Regions from separate parts of the Homo sapiens genome. Here region 1 is linked to region 2. The links are chromatin loops, found by intact Hi-C in ENCODE. Cell type or tissue: ascending aorta. All regions are shown on one strand.

Evidence for each region. Hi-C counts contacts between places; a loop is a spot of excess contacts. Peaks named below come from ENCODE experiments on the same cell type or tissue, not always from the same donor. Only the 100,000 strongest peaks of a DNase experiment are listed, where the experiment ranks them.
Region 1: a loop joins it to region 2, with 4 times the contacts of the local background. A loop is called at or near these places in 52 of 110 quality-filtered maps.

The regions. Positions count from the first base shown.
Region 1 is chr10:116,688,702-116,693,701 of GRCh38, forward strand. HSPA12A (heat shock protein family A (Hsp70) member 12A) reads right to left here. Exons shown (of 12, transcript NM_025015.3): 6 at 3,650-3,766. Among named protein-coding and RNA genes, the nearest start is that of HSPA12A-AS1, 21 kb to the left of the region's middle. RefSeq lists an enhancer at 2,398-3,136. In ascending aorta, a CTCF peak has its summit at 2,237; DNase peaks (open chromatin) are centred at 2,260 and 3,202; H3K4me3 peaks cover 682 bases; H3K27ac peaks cover 2,468 bases.
Region 2 is chr10:116,740,158-116,745,157 of GRCh38, forward strand. HSPA12A (heat shock protein family A (Hsp70) member 12A) reads right to left here and starts at 2,409. Exons shown (of 12, transcript NM_025015.3): 1 at 2,273-2,409. The coding sequence starts at 2,312. RefSeq lists enhancers at 2,274-2,978, 2,979-3,682 and a silencer at 2,274-2,723. In ascending aorta, no CTCF peak of the experiment used is centred here; DNase peaks (open chromatin) are centred at 1,404, 1,905, 2,474 and 3,064; H3K4me3 peaks cover 2,959 bases; H3K27ac peaks cover 2,653 bases.

The sequences.
Region 1 (5,000 bases), 51 kb before region 2:
TCAGAAAGGGAGGCAGAAGAAGCTGCGTCTCCATGTTAGATGAGAGGATCATACATATGGGAGCAGCATTTATTTAACACGTTTCCGGAGCCTACTAGAGTTACACATTTTAGGCAAAATGCCCTTTGATATAAACTGGACTATTTCCTATCCACAATCCCCACAGCTTCAGAACAGTCTCCAGTTCTAAGTCTTTTCTAAAGGCCTCAGAAGAGGGATCAGCTGTTCTTTCTGTTATCATCTTTTCACTGAATGCTCTTAAAGGGTCTAAAGATGGCTTGAGTCTGTGAATTACAAAAGATAAAGGTTTAACCCATCTTTTCAACAAGCACTCAACTCAAGGCGAGTTTCTGGAGTTTCACCGATGAAACTGCATCTGTGCACCCTCTCTGCAGCCTTTACGGGCAGTGAGCCATAGCCTGCCCCAGCAGAGGCTCCAGAACTCCAGACCTGCTCCTCACAACATCATCTCCCAGCTCTGCTTCCAGGCTGCTTTCTCCTCCACCTGGCAGGTGGGAGGTTCAAGTTCAGCCCCCACCACTGCCCAGAAACCTGTGCTCAGGAGGCCTTTGATAAGCCTGAAAGGAGGGGCTCCATTTTCCCCACACAAGCAGAGTAGACGTGACCAGTTCTCCAACTGTCCTACTGGAGTAGCCACTCTACCTCATCCTTCCAGCTCTCCTGCCTGAAGTTGGGCCCATGGGATGGGATGCACTTTGGGTAGAAGGGTCAGTGGGCAGCCACCGCCTTGCAGAAGGAGACAGATGACCACCTGATTTAATACCTTTCACATACATGGGTGCCTGGTGAGCACTCGCAGAAGCTGCTAGGCTGAGAACTATGTTCTGTGCTCAGACACTGTATTAGTCAGGGTTCTCCAGAGAAACAGAAGCAGTAGGGCATACAGACACACAGACAGACAGACAGACAGACAGACAGATAGATAATTATAAGGATTTGGCTTATGCAGTTATAGAGGCTGAGAAGTTCCAAGATCTGCAGCCAGCAAGCTGGAGACCCAGGAGAACCCACGGTACAGGTTGGCAGGCTCGAGACCCTGGGACAGTCAATGTTTAAGTTTGAGTCCAAAGGCAGGGGAAAAAAAAAAAAAAAAACAATGACCCAGCTCAAAGGCAGTCATGCAGGAGGAACTCCCGCTTACTCGGGAGGGTCAGCGTTTTGCTCTATTCAGGCCTTCAACTGATTAGATGAGGCCCACCTTCCTCAAGGAGGGCCATTGCTTTGCTCAGTTTATTGATTTAAATGTTGAACTTTATCACAGGAACACTCAGGATAATGACTGACTAAATATCTGGCATCCTGTGGCCTAGTCAAGTTGACATATAAAATTAATCATCACAGGTACATATCTTTCTTATTCTGTATAATAATGGGGGATGGAGAGAGAGTAGAAAGATGTTAATTTTGCTCATAGAGTTGCAAATTTCACTTCCACTTTGTCCTAAGACTCTCCAGAAGACAGGCTAAAGAGACTACAGCAAAGTCTGCAGAGCAACTGTGCCTCCCAATACACCCCTCTCCCTAACCCAAAAGTATGCAAGGCTTCAGTGAACCATTTGGCTGGGAGCAACCCAGGGGCCAGATCCCTGCCTTGGTTGGGTATAGAATCCAGTGCCTACCACGGTCCTGACAGAGAGATAGGCCTCTAGTTTAGGTTTGTTTAATGAATAAATAAATGCATGAACAAAAAAAGCAATTGAATGATCGCCGCCCTCTTTAAATCCACTCAGCGGCTGTCAATGGAACAAAGCAAGTATCAAATCAGAACTGCAAAGGATCAAAAACGAAGCTGCAAAAACACTGTACCAAAGTTAGCCAGCATCGAGGAAACAGCATGTCTCTGGACTTCCGAAAGCAAATTCCCCACATTCATAAACACAGCTCACATCTGTCCTCACCCAAGAGCTGCAGGCCTTTTTCTCTCTGGGGTACCTATTTGATTCCAACAACCCCCAGGGATTTGGTGCCCTCCACTGTGACTCCCCAGTGTGAGGGCCCCACACCTCTTGTCCCACCTCCTAGAAGAGCCAGCCCAGGGCTCAAACTCCCCTGACAGATTCACCAGCCACTGCACCTCTCTTTTTTTTTTTCAGGCTATAAATAAGAATTGACCTTTTCGTGGGTCACACATTTGTTGCTGAAGTCTTCCTGTGGGGCTGGGAAAAGAGTCAAAACCATGAATCTTGAATATTCTTCCTGGGAAAAACTCAGAACGCCAGGTGGCGTCTCTGCAGACAGCTGTGTCCCGATGCCCCATTTCTGGGCCCTGCCGGAAGGCTGACACTATGGAGCTTGTGCTCCGTGATGCCCAGGGCTTCTGTGAATGGCTAAACTGCATTTTGTAATTCTCTTTTTAAAGAGCTTGCCTCTTTCTGGAGCTTCCACCCTCTTCCTTCATCCCTATAAAAACAGATCTATTTTTGGCAGGTACATACACTGAGCCAGATTCTCACACTGCAAGGAGGCAGGGGAGTGCAGGGGAAGCAGCCTGGGGAAGGGGAGAGAGTGCAGGGAGGAGACGACTCGCCCTTGACTGCACGCAAGTTGAACTGTGTGCTACTTGGAGTCAAGCCTTCCGAGTGAGCGCTGAAAACAATTCATGGTGCTGAGGTTCCCATGGCCATTCAACTATGCTGGGGCTCAGGGTTGACTCTGTGGGTTTTTTGTAAAGAAAGTGTCACAAACAAAATCAGAGGTACGTCTCCTGGGAAAGGTGGGCAGGATGCTTCCTGAGAGTCATGACAGTGGGGAGGGGACATCTAATGACTCTGGTGACTTGCCACACAACCCAGCCTCAGCTGAAGACTCACAAAACTGACTCTCAATACACAGAGAGCTGACCCAGGCCCCAGGCGTGGGTGTTCATACGCCCAGGGGCTTAAGTGCAACAGGAGCCAGCTCTGTCCTGTCCCTGGGACCATAACAACAGGTGAGCATGGCTCGCCATTCCTGCCTGGAAGCCAGATCCTCACAGCAGCCGCCCCTAGTGCCCACAGGGATGGGCTGGCCACTGGCACTGGAGCATCTGTCTCCCTGGCCAACAAGCGCCTGTGCCTGGTATGCCCCTTGGCCATGCCACTGCCCTCTGCAGGGGTCTGCCACCTCCAACACCCCCCCGCTGAGTGAAGTGTGCAGGGAACAATCACACTTCCCTTCTTTTCTGCGGCAGACATGCAGTTTTCAGCCTCCACACCAAGCTGAAAATGCCTGGTTCGTGGCCAATGGCCTTGGCTTGCTTGCTTTCTTGTTCAAATATTCCTGTTTCCCAAGCCTTTCCCTTAAGGTTCTCACTTCATTTCACCCACAGAGAAATGTCTCTGAACCACAGCTTTGAAATCCTAGCCCTGGAGACTCCGCAGTAGAAACATGACCTGGAAATGTAGAAAGCCAGGAAGGAAACCGAACCCAGCTCTTGTTGTGGGACTGACCCCCATGGCTCCCCCAGGAGGAAGCTGAGGAAAGGGATGGCTCCTTGTCTCCCAGCTCCCACCCTGGCTAGGGGAGCCTCCTTGCTGCCTCCCATGGAGGCCAGTGAATGTGGGAGGTACCTGGGCGGGGCTACAGTCACCACCCTGGACATCTTGAGTCCTTCTCCTCCGGCTTCCACCCGCCCTGACTCTACCCTCACCTGGTAGGCAGCTTGTCTCATGAACTGCTTGGCCGGCTGCTTCCAGATGGCAGGCACCGTGATGACCCATCTGACATCAGAGTTCTCGAACTCCGAACCCGCCTGGTCACTCAGCTCCTGAAGCCAAGGGAAAGAAATGCAACAGGTCAAGTGGCAGCTGGTTCCTGGAGCAGCCTCCTGTGGCTTCACTGAACCCAGGCTTCCTGCCATGAGCTCTTCAGGAGCCAGTTTCAGGGTCCCCCAAACTTACCAGCATCAGAGAGCAAAGATCTGTTTCCTGAATATTCTGCAAGCCGGGAGCTCTAGCCCCTTTCCCTCACTGAATGGGACCGTGGGCTGGAGAAAGGAGGATCAGAGGAAATCCCTTTGGCCACTTCCTAATCATGTGACTTTGGACAACTGACAACCTCTTAGGCCTCAGTTTCCATATCTGTGCAGTGGGGATTATAATGCCAAGCTCCAACGATTGTTGAGAGGATTGATGATTTATGGAGAGCTACATTTACTGAGTGCTTATCACGTATCTGCCACCTTATTAAGCACTTTGCATACCTTGTCTCTATTCATCCAGTCAAGAATCCTGTTAGGAAGGGAGTCTCACTGCGCCCCTTTCCTACAAATGGGAATACTGAGACTTTGATATGCTCAGTACCTTTTTGACCACTGTGCAGTTAGAAAGTAGCAGAGCCAAAATTTAGACCCAAAGCCTAGTCTATCTTGACTCAGCAAAGGTCTGAGTTGTTACACGTGGTCCCATAGGTAAACAGTGCCTGGCCCACAGTGATGCTTACCAGCCGGTGGCAGCTGTCATCATTGTCATCTACCTTATGCAAGGCCAGCATTATCAGGGGCATTTTCCCAACAGGAAGGGAAGGCTATGAATGATATGACCTCATCAAGAACCATGCGGCCCTTAACTTTTGGTTAAGGTTAAACGACATCACTGAGGCCCATGTTGATAAAGGGGCTGGGCAGAAGCATCAGAGGTTTCCACCTGGTTCACGGGGACAAAATATGTCGCTGGAGGACTTCTTAGACTCAGTATTCCCATCTGCGCAATGGAGATCATAAAACTAACTCACAGCATTGCTGGCGAGATTAAATGAAAACACATGAGGGAATGCTGGCCCAAAGACCTCTGATAAATGCCAGTTCTTTCCTTCCTTTCTCTTCCCCTTGCCACGTTCACCAGACAAATCTGTAATCAAACCGAAACACACACCAAGGCACTTCTGTGTCTAAATCAGCTCTGGAGAGACAAGAAAGATTAATAGACTGATGAAAAAACAAACAAACAAAATTGCTGACACTGTCTCATTTTTCCTATTGTTTCAAACAGTTATCTTGGGTC
Region 2 (5,000 bases):
GAATCAGATGGCCTGGGTCCCAAACAACACTTCCCAGATGTGTGACCTTGGATAGGTCACTCAACCTGTGTTTGGATTTCCCACCCAGGAAGGGGAGAATGCTGGTAACAGGTTTGTTGTGAGCCTTTAAAACAATAAAATAATGCACGCTCTTTTCCCAGCAATGAGGAAACCTTAGAAATAAGTGTAGGGGCCAGGGGCAAGCCAACTCTGCTCCTATGCAATACTATTCACATCCTCCATTTTACAGATAAAGGGAGAGGTGCCCAGAGGCACAGTGAGCTGCCAGGGACAGCCCGCTCTTCAGGTTGGTCTCTGTCCTAAGTCCATGCACCTGGAATTCTCACTGGCCACCTTGAGCTGGAGATGACTGGAAGTGAAGAAACAAATACTCCAGAACAAACGCAGAAGAGCGGTGGCAGGTGGCTCGGCACACCAGGTATGGGTGTCCCCATCCTGGACAGGATTTCTCCCAGCACCGTGTGTGTGTGTGTGTGTGTGTGTGTGTGTGTGTGTGTCTGTGTGTGTGTGTGTGTGTGCGTGTGTGTGTGTGTTAGGATAGGGGTGCTGAATTTGATTTACAAGACAAAACAGTGTTGGGAAAGGTGTGGGGAGTGGGTACACATTCCTGCCCACTTCTGATTTGACAAATCCTATGCCCAACCTTGTATTTGGTATCATCGCCCACCCTATCCCAGCATGAGAGGCAAGAAACTGGCTCAGTAATTCTCAGGCTTTAGCAATTCAACGCCCCTACTTATCGTCCTAAAAATTTTTTTATTTTCTGACTTAAAGGAAAAAAGTAAAAAAAAAAAAAAAAAAAAAAAAAAGAGTCAATCCAGTTGCTGAGTGATGTTCAGACAAAGACAGCTGCCAGTCCATTGCCTGCGTTCACCAGCTGAGGAAGAGTACAGGCGGGGACTGGGTGTGTGTTTGGGGACGGCCTGGGCTCTCCGCTGCCTCTCCCTGGAGTGAGCCCTGTCAGGATCCCCCACCCGCCACCCTGCACTCCCCCACCACTGCAGTGCCGCGTGGGGAGGCACCTCCCTGATCCGCAGGAACAATGGGCTGGGGTGGGGGCAGGTGCGGCTTGGAGTGCAGCAGAGGGTGGGGGCCGCAGGCCCGACAGCAAGACAGGGAACCCAGCGCAGATGGTGGCTGTGCTGCCACTGGACTCAGTTTCTCCAGCTTTTGGGGCCCCGCAGAGCCAAGCGCTCGTTTCGTGGCTGAATCTCCCTTGCGTCCCGGCATTTTAATATCATCCTCGCAGGCGGCTTGCCTGTCGCTCCCGGGAAAGATGCCTGGGCCGCGCTCCTCTCCCCGGCGGCCGCTCTCGCCGAGGCCCTGCAGGTCAGGGACGCGCGGCGCCTCCATGCGCCCAACTTTCCCCACTTGGGACCCACAGGAAGACTGGAATCCTGGCCAGCCGGGCCCTCCGTGGGAGAAGCCTTGATTTACAGCCCTGGGCTCCGAAACCTGCTCGTCCTCTTCCCGCAACCCCCTTCCCCGTCCTCTCCGGCTCCCCCACCCTTCGGAGCCCTAATCACGCTCCCCAAAGAAAGCGGCCCTAGCACATCTGCAAAATGCGAGCGTCTGTCCTCCGCACTGGGTGCCTCCCCCTGCCCCCCGCAAGGAAGGGACCATCGAACCCCCGCCGCTTCACCCTTCCCCAGCCCAGTGAGTCCCTGGGGATGGGCGGGGAGGTGGGTGAGAAGCCCTTCGGCCGCAGCTGCAGCCCCCACTCCTGGCTCGAGCGTCCGGCCGGGGTGGGATGGGGCGAGGGAACAGGTCCAAATCTCCGATTTCCCCCAGGCTCCCACTCCTGCCTCGCTGAGTCACGAAAATTACCCGCTGGGGCCACCCGGCCACCCGGCGGCGGGCCCTTTACCCAGCCAGCGCCGGCCTCCGCAGCCCATCGCGCGGGGGCTGCACACGCGGGGCGGTCCTCACCCGCACGCGCGACCAGCCCCGCAGGAGGCGCCACCCGAGGCAGGGACCAACCAGGCGCCTCAGCGGGGGCTGCAGTCCCCGCCGCGGAGTCCGCACCCTGGCGGGGCGCAGAACATGTGACCCGCGGGCCGTCTCCGGTCCACCGGACCCCGGCCCCCGGCCCCGCTGCTGCTGACCCCGGCCCCGCCCGCCAGAACTGGATGCAGCGCGGGCGTCCCCACTTTTCCACGGCGCGCGAGGGGGTGCGGAGCGTTGGGCCAAGCGCGCCTCCTCCCTCCCTGCCCCGCCAGCCGCGGCCGCAGGACCCGCAGCCTGCGCTCACCTCGGGGCCCGTCGCTGCCGCCGGCCTCCTTGTCCGCCATGGTCGCGCAGCCCCGGACCGCGAGGGGAGCCTCCAGCGCAGCGCCCGTGCCCGTGCGGGTCTCTGTCCGCGTCCGCGGCGGCGCTCGGGCCGTGTCTGAGCCGCCGGGCAGCGGGAGCGCTGCTCTGACGCGGCAGCCGCCGCAGCCACGGCTCCTCCCCGGGCCCCGCCCCGGCCCGCCCGGCGCCCCGCCCCTCCGAGCTCGGGCCGGCCGGGAAAGGTCGGGGAAGGCGGGCGCGGGGAACTGCCTGGCTCCGGAGCTGCGCTCCCCGCCCGCCCAGAGCGGCCCGCCGAGGCCCGGCCTCTCCTCTCCCGGCTTCGGGACCGAGCGGTCGCCCCGCAGTCGACCGCGGCGGGGGTAGTGGCGCGCCCGGGGCTGCGCTGCGGGAGCGGATTTCAGGCCCTCGGGGCCCCGCGGCGCGTCCCCTCTTTGGAAGTCACCGAATGGCCAGGCCTGGAGCCCTTCAGCAAGCCCAGCGCGCCCGGCGCTCTCCCGAGGACGCCCGCGCCAGTCCCCACCAGCTTCTGTCTGTCCCCCAGGGTCCCAGGGGAGCGGCCCTGGGCCGGCGCAAAGGCGGGCTGGGTGGACCCCGGCGCGGGCAGGACCCAGGCCGCAGACCAAGGACCTGCGCGGGGGCCGAGCCCGGGGCACCGCCTCCAGGCCGCCTGCGGGACTCCATGGCAACTCCGGACCCAGGGAGGTGCTTGCCCCGGAGGCTGAGTCGCGCCTTCCATATATGGGATCCAGCTGGGCCCTCCTTAGAAGTCTGAGAATAACGATATTAATAATGCAAGGCTTCAGTTGTGAATGATTCATACTCCCTGTCCCCAGCTCCTCCACACACACGCGCCGCTGGCACCTGTTTGGGCCTGGCCAGGCACCCCCTGGGTCCGCGGTGTCACCACCCTGCCTTGGCAAACGAGGGCAGTAATAGGAATCCGAGGAGCACCGTCACTGGGTCGTTTCCGGGTGCCTGGCACTGTGCTACCTGCCTGGTGCTTTACCTCTATCTCCTTTCCTCCCCATAACTAACATTTTGCAGATAAGGAAGCTGAGGATCGGCAGGGTTACAATATCACACCCAGCAGGTGAGTCGCGGAGCTGGGATTCCCACCCAGCTGTAACCACCAGCATCCCTCACTTCCAGAGATGGGTGGCATTTCCCAAAGATCACCTAGGGGAGGCTTCATCGTACAATCCCGTTCTGGATGACGGAGTGGGCAGAGAGCTGCTGCGAGAGCGTTATGGATGACGGAATGGGCAGAGAGCTGCTGCGAGAGCCTGGAGACCAGAAGGTGATGGCAGAGTGACAAGTTCAAAACACAAAACTTGTCTTCTGTCTGCCTGCATTAAAAATCCCAAATGGACAGTTCCTGGCTGTGCATGAAACCACAGTCAAGTTATTTAACCTATCTGAGCCTCAATATTCTCATCTGCGAAATGGGTATAACAGGAGAACCCACTTCATAAAACTGAAGATTAGATAGACTATGCATGTAACATGCTTAGCTTGGGATCTAGCACATGGTAAAAATCATTAAGTCACTGATGGCCCCCGAGGGCCCTTCCTGCCTACGTGCCTGCGACAGCCTGCCCACAGCTCCCCCGCCCTCCTGTCTCACCCCTTCAGTCCATGCTTTGTGATCTGGTCTGTCCCCACCCTACTCCAGCTCCAGCTACAGCCGCTCTGATTCTTCAATCCCTCTCACCCACCCCTGCTTCTCTTATGCTGGTATTTCAAAGACATGAAAATGTGCTTGATGCCTGGATCACCCGTCCTCTCATTTCACCACCACCAGCAACCTAAGAACTTCTCCTTCTCATCATGGACTGCCCAACTCCAGGAAGGCTCCCCTGCATACCCATGCTGGCCAGGGGGGCCCTCCTCAGTGTCCTCAAGGCACTCGTTCCTCCCCATCAGACCAGGGCATCAGGACATTGGCCTTGACAGCCTGTCAGAAGCAGCAGAAACCCGTAGCCCCTGCACATCTGCCTCCTGCTGTGGAAGGGCCTTGGGCGCCACGTGCCCTCATGGGACTCCCAGCCACAGTGACATGAGGGTGCGTGAGAAGGATGGGAGGTGACATGCAGGCCCCAGTGCTGGGGGCAGAGAGCAGAACACTTTTGATTTGCAGGGGAGCATGAAAGGCAGCGCACACTCTGCCTGGGATTTGCCCTCACGGCCTTCATGCTCATCACACTAATTACAACGCGCCCTGCTGAGCACACCATCCAGCCCGCCAGCGAGGGGCTGTTGTGGTCTCACCTAGTTCTCATGGTGGCCCTTGCGGTTTTGCAGGAGAGGAAAAGGAAGCATTCAAAGGCTGAGGCACCTGTTCAGGCATCCTCTGGCCATCAGCAGCAAGGCTGGGGTTCAAGGCTCAGCACGCCACATCAAGGAAGGGTTCCCACCTTCCTCCCTGGAGTCTTCTTCCCCAATAGCAGCCAGAGAGAGAGCATGTCATTCTCCTGCTACCAGGTCCTACACAAATTGGCCTCCTGATGCCTCAGTGACCTCAGCTCCTTCCACTCTCCCATTCCCCCCAAAGCCCAAACACACACAGGCCCCACCTGGGGGGTCACTCCCCCGGACACATCCTTCAAGAGAATCAATCACGTGGCTTGCTCCTCCCAGAACACTCTATCTAAAACTGCTGCCTCGCCCCCACTGGGAAGTAAGTCCCAGGA